2 separate regions of the Mus musculus genome follow, and region 1 is linked to region 2. A link is a contact called in ENCODE POLR2A ChIA-PET data. All regions are on one chromosome and are shown on one strand. The core of a region is the stretch at or near the end of the contact, and the rest is flanking DNA. Distances in the headings are between cores, read along the strand shown. Region 1 holds the start of B230219D22Rik (RIKEN cDNA B230219D22 gene). Region 2 holds the start of B4galt7 (xylosylprotein beta1,4-galactosyltransferase, polypeptide 7 (galactosyltransferase I)).

Region 1 (4,125 bases), core at 943-3,442, 93 kb after region 2:
AATTCCCAGCAACCACATGGACATTCACAACTATCTGTAATGGGATCTGATGCCCTCTTCTGGTGTGCCTGAAGACAGCTACAGTGTACTCATAAATGAAATAAATAAATCTTTTAAGTGCCAGGGGCCTAGTTTCCAGCCTCTAGTTAAAGCTCAAAAAATGGACACATCAGTACCCTCAATGTCACAGCTCAGCAGCCAGAGCTAGCAATTGAGTGCCCTCCTTTTTATGAGCAGGAAGGTGGACTTCCAGGCTCACCTCTCAGCTCTCTGACTCCCAGATTTCTGCAGTCTAGCTGCTACAGTGTAGCCACCTGCTAAGCTGCTTCTGGGCTGCCAGCTCCAAGCTTTAGGCTGGCTCCTCTTAAGTTGTGGCCGAAGTAAGGCCCATTGGAGCAGCTGCCAGTGGTTCTCTCTATCAGACAGGAGTCTCCTTGGCAGCTCTGGGATTTGTGGGTTTTTTTTTTCCATTAAAAAAAAAACAATAATAGCAAAACTATGTTGTTAATGCCCGCTTTAGTACCTTTGAAGAGAGGGGCTGTTTGCTCCTTGGGTACCATGGGGAATCTAGGGTTATTGTTGCCTCCTGCTGGGGAGGTTTTGGTTTTCCCTCAGAAGTCTATTTAGAGACAGAAGACTGTCAATTTCCTTCTTTCTTTCTTTCTTTCTTTCTTTCTTTCTTTCTTTCTTTCAAGATTTATTTATTTATTTCCTGTATGTAAGTGTACTGTCACTGACACACCAGAAGAGGGCATCAGATCTCATTACAGATGGTTGTGAGCCACCATGTGGTTGCTGGGAATTGAACTCAGGACCTCTGGAAGAACAGTCAGTGCTCTTAACCACTGAGCCATAACTCCAGCCCAATACTATCAATTTCATGTTCCGGGCTTATAGTAAGAACTCTGAATCCAGGATAATTCTACAACCAAGCGACTCAGAAGGAAATACCGCCAAATGGAATTAGGCTAGTGGTTCCGCCTTTTAGGATAAAGGATATGGCACATTGTAGAGATGTCAGGGATTAAAAAAAAAAAAAAAACTAAATACTACAGGGCACCCCACATAAAATACCTTAATTATTACACATCTTACATCTGAGAGCCCTAACACCATCACCATCTGAATATTCTCATGTTTGGATATGGGCAGTCCTGCCCTACCCACCCTTAAGAAACTAAAGGGCAGACACTGAGTCTTTTTGTTTGTTTGTTTGTTTGTTTGGGGAGGGTTTCAAGGCAGGCTGTCCTGGAACTCACTCTGTAGACCAGGCTGGCCTCAAACTCAGAAATCCGCCTACTTTTGCCTCCCAAGTGCTGGGATTAAAGGCGTGCGCCACCACTGCCCAGTTTTGAGTTGGTTATTTATTTATTTAGCCATTGTGGGATTTCAGAATCATTTTTATTTGCATTTCCATGATGACTAAGGATTTTCAACATTTCTTTTAGATTTATTTGGGAATACTTCTGCTGCCTGGAGATGAGCTAACTTGAAGCCCAAGGATAGTAAGTACCATGGCTAGAAAATTCTCAAAGACTGAGGTAAGGCTGGGAGCTCCACCTTACCCCTGAGATGCTAGCTGCAGGAAAGAAGCAAGCTTTACTGGTACCTCTGCTGTGAACCCTGACCATGATGAGTCACCCGTGTGCCTACTCATATTGCCGTGCCTAACATTTCTGCTGGTTTATTTTTGTTTGTTCATGCTCTGTAGCCCAGGTTGACTCCAAACTCATTTTATGTATATGAGTACACTGTAGCTCTCAGACACACCAGAAGAGGGCAATCAGATCCCTTTACAGATGGTTGTGAGCCACCATGTGGTTGCTGGGACTTGAACTCAGGACCTCTGGAAGAGCAGTCTGTGCTCCTAACCACTGAGCCATCTCTCCAGCCCCCAGACAATGAATGAGTCTTAAGGGCTGCAGACAGGCATGAGCAAACATCGTTTTCAAACAGCTGTGTAAACGGCTTCTGGACAACTGCAGCGGGCTTCAAACGATGCCTGCGTCACGGAGTGACCCTGCATTCTGGGAAGTCACCGAGCCGACCATCCGCTCGCTCATCTTGGCGGGACTGGAGCTCCGCACAGGGACCGTCCGCTTCGCGCGCGCCTGCGCACTCCGTTCGCGGGCCGCGCGAAGAGTCTCGCGATACTTAGGCGTGCCTGCGCCTGCGCAGGCGGCGCTCACATTCCGGGGCTGTGGCGGCTTCTTCCTCCCGCGTCCGGGGCCCCGCGGTGAGGGCTCCAGGGAGTCGGGCGCTGGCGTGGCCTTCGCCGCCGCCGCCGCCGGCCCTCTGCCGTGACTGGACAGGGCCGCCCGGAGCGGGCGCGGCCGGAGTGAACGGAACGGGCGGGAGCTTTCCTGCCTATGGGCGGCCCCTGGGCGCTCTGAGGGCCGGGCTCCGAGCGGCCGAGGTAGGGCGCGGGGCGGCGGCTGGCGCGGGGCCCGGCGAGCGGGATGCGGGATGCGGCGGCGAGCGCGGGCGCCTCCTTCCTCCGGGGCGGCCTCCTTCCCCGCGGTACTTCCGCCCGGGCGCCCGCCGGCCTCGCGGCAAGCGGAAGTCACGGCGCGGGCCGCGCAGCCAGGGCTGCAGGGTGGGCGCGGGGCCGCAGTCTCGCCCTGGAGCTGCGGTCGTCCCCGCATCCCGAGAGCGCGGCGGGGAACGCCTCGGGGTCCCGTTAGGATGCTGACTTGGGGAAGCGCCGTGGGGCACGGCTAAGGAGCGCAGAGAAGACAAAGGAGACCGTTATTTATGTTGTGTAAACTTCTCGGGAGGCGGGAGCGGAGCAGCATCCTCAGTGGTTGACACGGCCTCCCACACTTGTTTAGAATTATAAAATCATATGTGATTATATACAGTAGTTAGCTAGATAGTAACAAAACACCGAGGGTTGTGGGATATTTGATCCTTGGAGGAGAACGGCGTGTGGGCCTTTGAAGCTTTGCTATATTTACAAAGCTTAAAGGTGCCTTGTGAATTTACTAAAAATAGTTTTTTTGGGAGCAATGTCTGCCACATTCAAGGTAAAAAAAAAAAAAGAAAGAAATGTGATTGTTTCATTGGAAGACGGCAGGATTAAACACCCACAGTAAAACTTAAGGGAAAGCAGGTCGCAGCAGACCTTCAAAACTACTAATTTAGTCACAGTGAAACTCCTCGCTGGCTTCCTTAAACTTACCGGTGCACCATTTTAAAAGATGCTTCTTCGTTTGTTTGATGTGTGCAAGGCATTGGGGTCCACCCCTAGTACCACAAACAAAACAAAACCAACTGTAGCCTTTGCTTTGCAACACGATTTGTTCTGTTAACTCCTAGCTTATGTTCCACCCACGTCTTAAGAGAAATTCCTCCGCCCACTTTTCTCAAATGTAACCTGCATCATTTTAGTGAACTTTGCATGGAAAGAATCCAAGAATAGCTGGGAAAAAAAGCAGTTAAGAGCGTGTACCAGGCTTGAAGAGAAGTAGGGTTTGGCTCCCTGCACTACGGTGCACTGGGAACCAAATGTAACTCCATGTGTTGCACCCCGGGGGGACTCACACTCATTTGTTCTCATGTAGACAAGCATAATTTAAAACATAAGGTAATAGCTGACCAAGCATGTTGGTTAACACCTTTACACCCATTACTTTCTTGGTGAGGCAGGAGGATTGTTATGAAGACAAACCTCAAAAATTAAAAATCCCCAAAAGCAAACCAAAGAATTATCAGCAGGTAGGTCTTAGAGTGGAAAGAGGTAGGCATTAATGCTAATGTGTTAGCCAAATGCTGAAATTTATCATGCATGTAAATATATGTGGTGGTTTTATACACAACGGACTTTATAGTGCCGAAATAGGTTGTAAGAATATTTTTTCTGGGCTGGAGAGATGGCTCAGTGGTTAAGAGCACTAGTCGGTCTTCCAGAGGTCCTGAGTTCAATTCCCAGAAATCACATTGTGGCTCACAACCATCTAAATAATGGGATCTGATGCCCTCTTTTATCATGCAGACATACATGCAAATGGAGTACGCATATGTATATAAGTAAGCTTTTTAAAAAGAATATTTTTTTCTATATCTGGAAGTCCCGTGTGTAAGAGAAAGAACTCCCACCTTACTACCTCATTTTTTGCTTTCTAT
Region 2 (3,962 bases), core at 255-2,754:
ACCAGGCTGGCCTCAAACTCAGAAATCTGCCTGCCTCTGCCTTCCGAGTGCTGGGATTAAAGGCGTGTGCCACCACCGCCTGGCTAATTTGGGTTTTTATGTAAAATTTAGTTTCTTGAGTTTGAGGTCTAACACTAGAGCAACAGGTCACCTGACTGTCTTATCGCCTGATGGCCCTGCCTAACTGGTCTCTGCAGGAGGTCAATCCTGCCTTTAAGATCTGCCACATCAGGCTGGAGAGATGACTCAGTGGTTAAGAGCACTGACTGATCTTCCAGAGGTCCTGAGTTCAATTCCCAGCAACCACATGGTGTCTCACAACCGTCTGTAATGGGCATCCGATGCCTTCTGATGTGTCTGAAGAGAGTGACAGTGTACTCACATATATAAAATAAATCTTAAAAGAAAATTAAAAAAAAAAAAAAGGTCTGCCCCATCTATGGTTGACTTGGTAAGTTTCTGGTGTGGGATGCAGAGCCCTAGGTGAGCCACAGAGCAAATCATTGAGTTGTGTTTGTTAGGGTTTAAGAGGGGAAAGAAAGTTAAGAACAATTAACTTAACCAATAGTGAAGATCTACCTTGAAACAATGCACTTGAAATTGGAGATCATGGATTGTGGCTGGAAAGATTGTGCACACAAACCAATGACCTGCCTGTGCCTTGGTCCTTTCATCTTCACAATGGAAATAATACCTATTCATAAAGACTGAATAAAAGCACAGCCATAAAGAACTTAGAACAGGAGCTGGAGAGATGGCTCGATGCTCTTCCAGAGGTCCTGAGTTCAAATCTCAGCAACCACATGGTGGCTCACGGGCTGACAACCATCCGTAATGAGATCTGATGCCCTCTCCTGGACTGTCTGAAGTCAGCTACAGTGTACTTACATATAATAACTAAATCTTAAAAAAAAATGAGTAGCACAAAGTAAAACTTAATAAATGTTAGGTACTTATTAGAATATTAAATTTTGCCTGAAAGAACAGACATGAAGTCTAGTAACTGCCTCTCTTTTCCCAGGTGGGGAAGAGGGGAAGAGAGTAGATAAATTCACACAGGCAAAGAGGCGGCTCAGTCTCCTATTCATTCCTTAGGTTCTCAAATCGGACGACAGCATTTATATAGTGTGACTGTGCCAAGCACTGCACCAAATGGGTTTTCGTTTCCTACAATGACCACACAGAATACGAACAATTTATATAACCCAAGTGATGAAACCGTCACAGAGAAATCGACTCGCCTCAGCGTTGTTAAATTATCAGAGCAGTGTTTGAAGCACAATCAGTCTTCCGAGATCAGCTCCGAATTCTGAACTGGATCTTATGCTCCAAGAGTACGTGCTTTCTCTGCTGGGCTGACCGTAGGAATGCTGCGATGATACCAGCCTTCACTTGGGGGAAAAAGGAGGAAGATGTACCTTATCCCAGACGTTCTGTTATGCAGTACACGTCTAGTTCCAGCTAGTCTCTAGCTTGTTTGGTCGCCTTTGACTTGGGTGATGGGAGGGAACTCCCTTTCTTGTGACATCCAGTGGGCCCTTGTATGTAGTGAGAACCTAGCTAGGTCCCGCCATCGGTTCTCCAGACAGCAGAACCTTATAAGCTGTGGCTCTGAGGTGCAGCCGGCCCAACCGGAGGGACGGACTCGGCGGACCGGGGGGCGGGGCGGGGGCGGAGACGCCGCGTAGGCTGGGCAGGCCGGGCAGCGGGGCTTTGAGCCAGAGCCCCATGTCCTGCTGTGTCCCGCCACGATGTTGCCCTCCCGGAGGAAAGCGGCGCAGCTGCCCTGGGAGGATGGCAGGTGAGCGGCCGCAACGGGCAGGAGCCGCGTCCCCCTGGGTGCCATTCCTTTTCTCGACCTCCTGCAAATCTTAGCAGCCCTACGCTGTCGCATCTGGGTTTCTGGGGGTCACCCTGAGTGTTTGTGGTTCTCTGGGGGTGGGGGGAACGTCATTGGTATTGTCTGCACGGCTCTCTTTTCCTACTAGCTTCTATTCTGCGCGTCCCTGTGTCTGGGTCTCTGCCTTGCTCTCTCCATTGATCTTTTTGTTTGGACCGCGAACTAGTCCAGTGGCTCTCAACCTGTGGGTCGCGGCCCCCTTGGGTTGCATATATCAGACATTTATGTTACGATTCATAACAATAACAAAACCACAAATGTGGAATAACGACGACATTTATGGTTGGGGACCACCACAACCGTGAGGAGTTGTATAAAAGGGCTGCAGCAGTAGGAAGGCTGAGAACCACTCTTTCTCCTGTGCCTTTGTGTGTTTGTCTGTCTGTTTTCATGTAGCAGATGATTCTGTTCGTTTCTTACAGCGGATCTCTCTGTGTTGTGGCGCTGAAGGTCTTTATTTATTTATTTATTTATTTTCTGTCTGCCCCGTCATATCCATGTGACTTCAAATCCTATCCTTCGCCTTCATGCCCTCTCATACTTTGCGGTTGGCCGGGAAGATCACACCAGACAGAGCTTCCTGTGTTCTCTTCCTGGTTGGTTAGCCATTGCCTGTCTTATACTAGACACACCCAGTAGTTCATTTCCTGTGCTGCTGTACTTGTGTGGGGGTCTGCTTTAAGTGTTAGGTGTGAGTCTGGCTCATACCCGAGTTTAAGATATTTCTCACTGAAACAGAATGGCGGAGGTGATTTTCCTGCCTAGATTTATGGGGCATTACACTTTTAGGCTTGAAGCATCTTTTTGTTTGGACCTTGGGCTAGTCCAGTGGTTCTCAACCTGTGGGTCGCGCCCCCCCATGGGTTGCATACATCAGATATTTATATTATGATCCATAACAATAACAAAGTCACAGGTATGGAGGAACAATGTAATTTATGGTTGGGGGCCCCCATTTTCTTTCCCCCAACACGTTAGTGTATATTCACTTAATGAATGACACATTTGTTAGATATTGTAAGGCTCTAGAATTTAGTGGACACACTTTTGGGGTGTTTGTTTCTTTTTCTTTTTCTTTTCTTTTTTTTTTTCAGATTTGGTGTTAAAAGGTGACAGTAATATAGTAGAAGCATGGTCCATGGTGGCCAGAAATAGACCACTTAATTTTTCTGACCTCGGTTTTCCATCTCTGAAATGAATATCATAATATCTACTTGTAAGGGCTCATTGAAGAATGGTGAAGATAGTTTATAGAGGAGAATTGCCATCTTCTGATCATTTTCTGTTATTGTGTTCTCAGAAAAATAGATTGATGTCCATTCAGTGCTTTTGACACAGTGGCAAAGATTCATGGGACATATATAAAATAGTGTAGTAACTGGGTGGTAGCTCTAGTGCGAGCTTACTTGGGTTTGAAGCACCCCTAACTAGCTTTAGGTAAAGGAGACCATCCCTTTTCTAAATCATCCCTGAGAACCTGAGTGTGGGAGCAGCCAGTACTGCAGTTCTGAAGATGACCACCAGGTGGCACCAGCAGCCTCTGTTGTCTGTGTTCAGTATCATCACTTTTACTGATAAAATTGGGACCCTCAGTGGTTTTGGCTTTTAGAGCAAAGAGTGAGAGTGTCCTTGGGCACACGTTCTTTTTGTTTGTTTGTTTTTTGTTTTTCGAGACAGGGTTTCTCTGTGTAGCCCTGGCTGTCCTGGAACTCAGTCTGTAGACCAGGCTGGCCTTGAACTCAGAAATCCGCCTGCCTCTGCCTCCCGAGTGCTGGGATTAAAGGTGTGCACCACCACACCGGGCTTGGGCACACGTTCTTTATAGAAAGGGGAGGTTGAATTGAAGAAACAGCACGAGAAAGCACATGGACTGTCCGATCCATGCCTTGCTCCTGGATAATGGTCATTGTTTATTCCCCCAAAGGCGGTCTATTACCCATTGCTCATCATATAAATCTCAGTCCTGCTCCCAGAAGGAGCCCAGAGTGCAAGAAAGAATCTATAAAGGTCCCAGGCCTGTCAGGCCATTTGCAGGTCTGGGCTCTACTGCTCCACAGTGGAA

Evidence for each region. ChIA-PET counts read pairs that join two places held with the same protein, here RNA polymerase II (POLR2A).
Region 1: POLR2A ChIA-PET joins it to region 2 with 19 read pairs in Patski. The contact joins the promoter of B230219D22Rik here to the promoter of B4galt7 in region 2. POLR2A ChIA-PET finds 5 or more read pairs at or near these places in 4 of 5 experiments (Patski and embryonic stem cell).

What each region holds. Positions count from the first base shown.
Region 1 is chr13:55,690,932-55,695,056 of GRCm38, forward strand. B230219D22Rik (RIKEN cDNA B230219D22 gene) reads left to right here and starts at 2,193. Exons shown (of 2, transcript NM_181278.2): 1 at 2,193-2,416.
Region 2 is chr13:55,598,392-55,602,353 of GRCm38, forward strand. It overlaps B4galt7 (xylosylprotein beta1,4-galactosyltransferase, polypeptide 7 (galactosyltransferase I)), which reads left to right and starts at 1,505. Exons shown (of 6, transcript NM_146045.2): 1 at 1,505-1,801. The coding sequence starts at 1,752.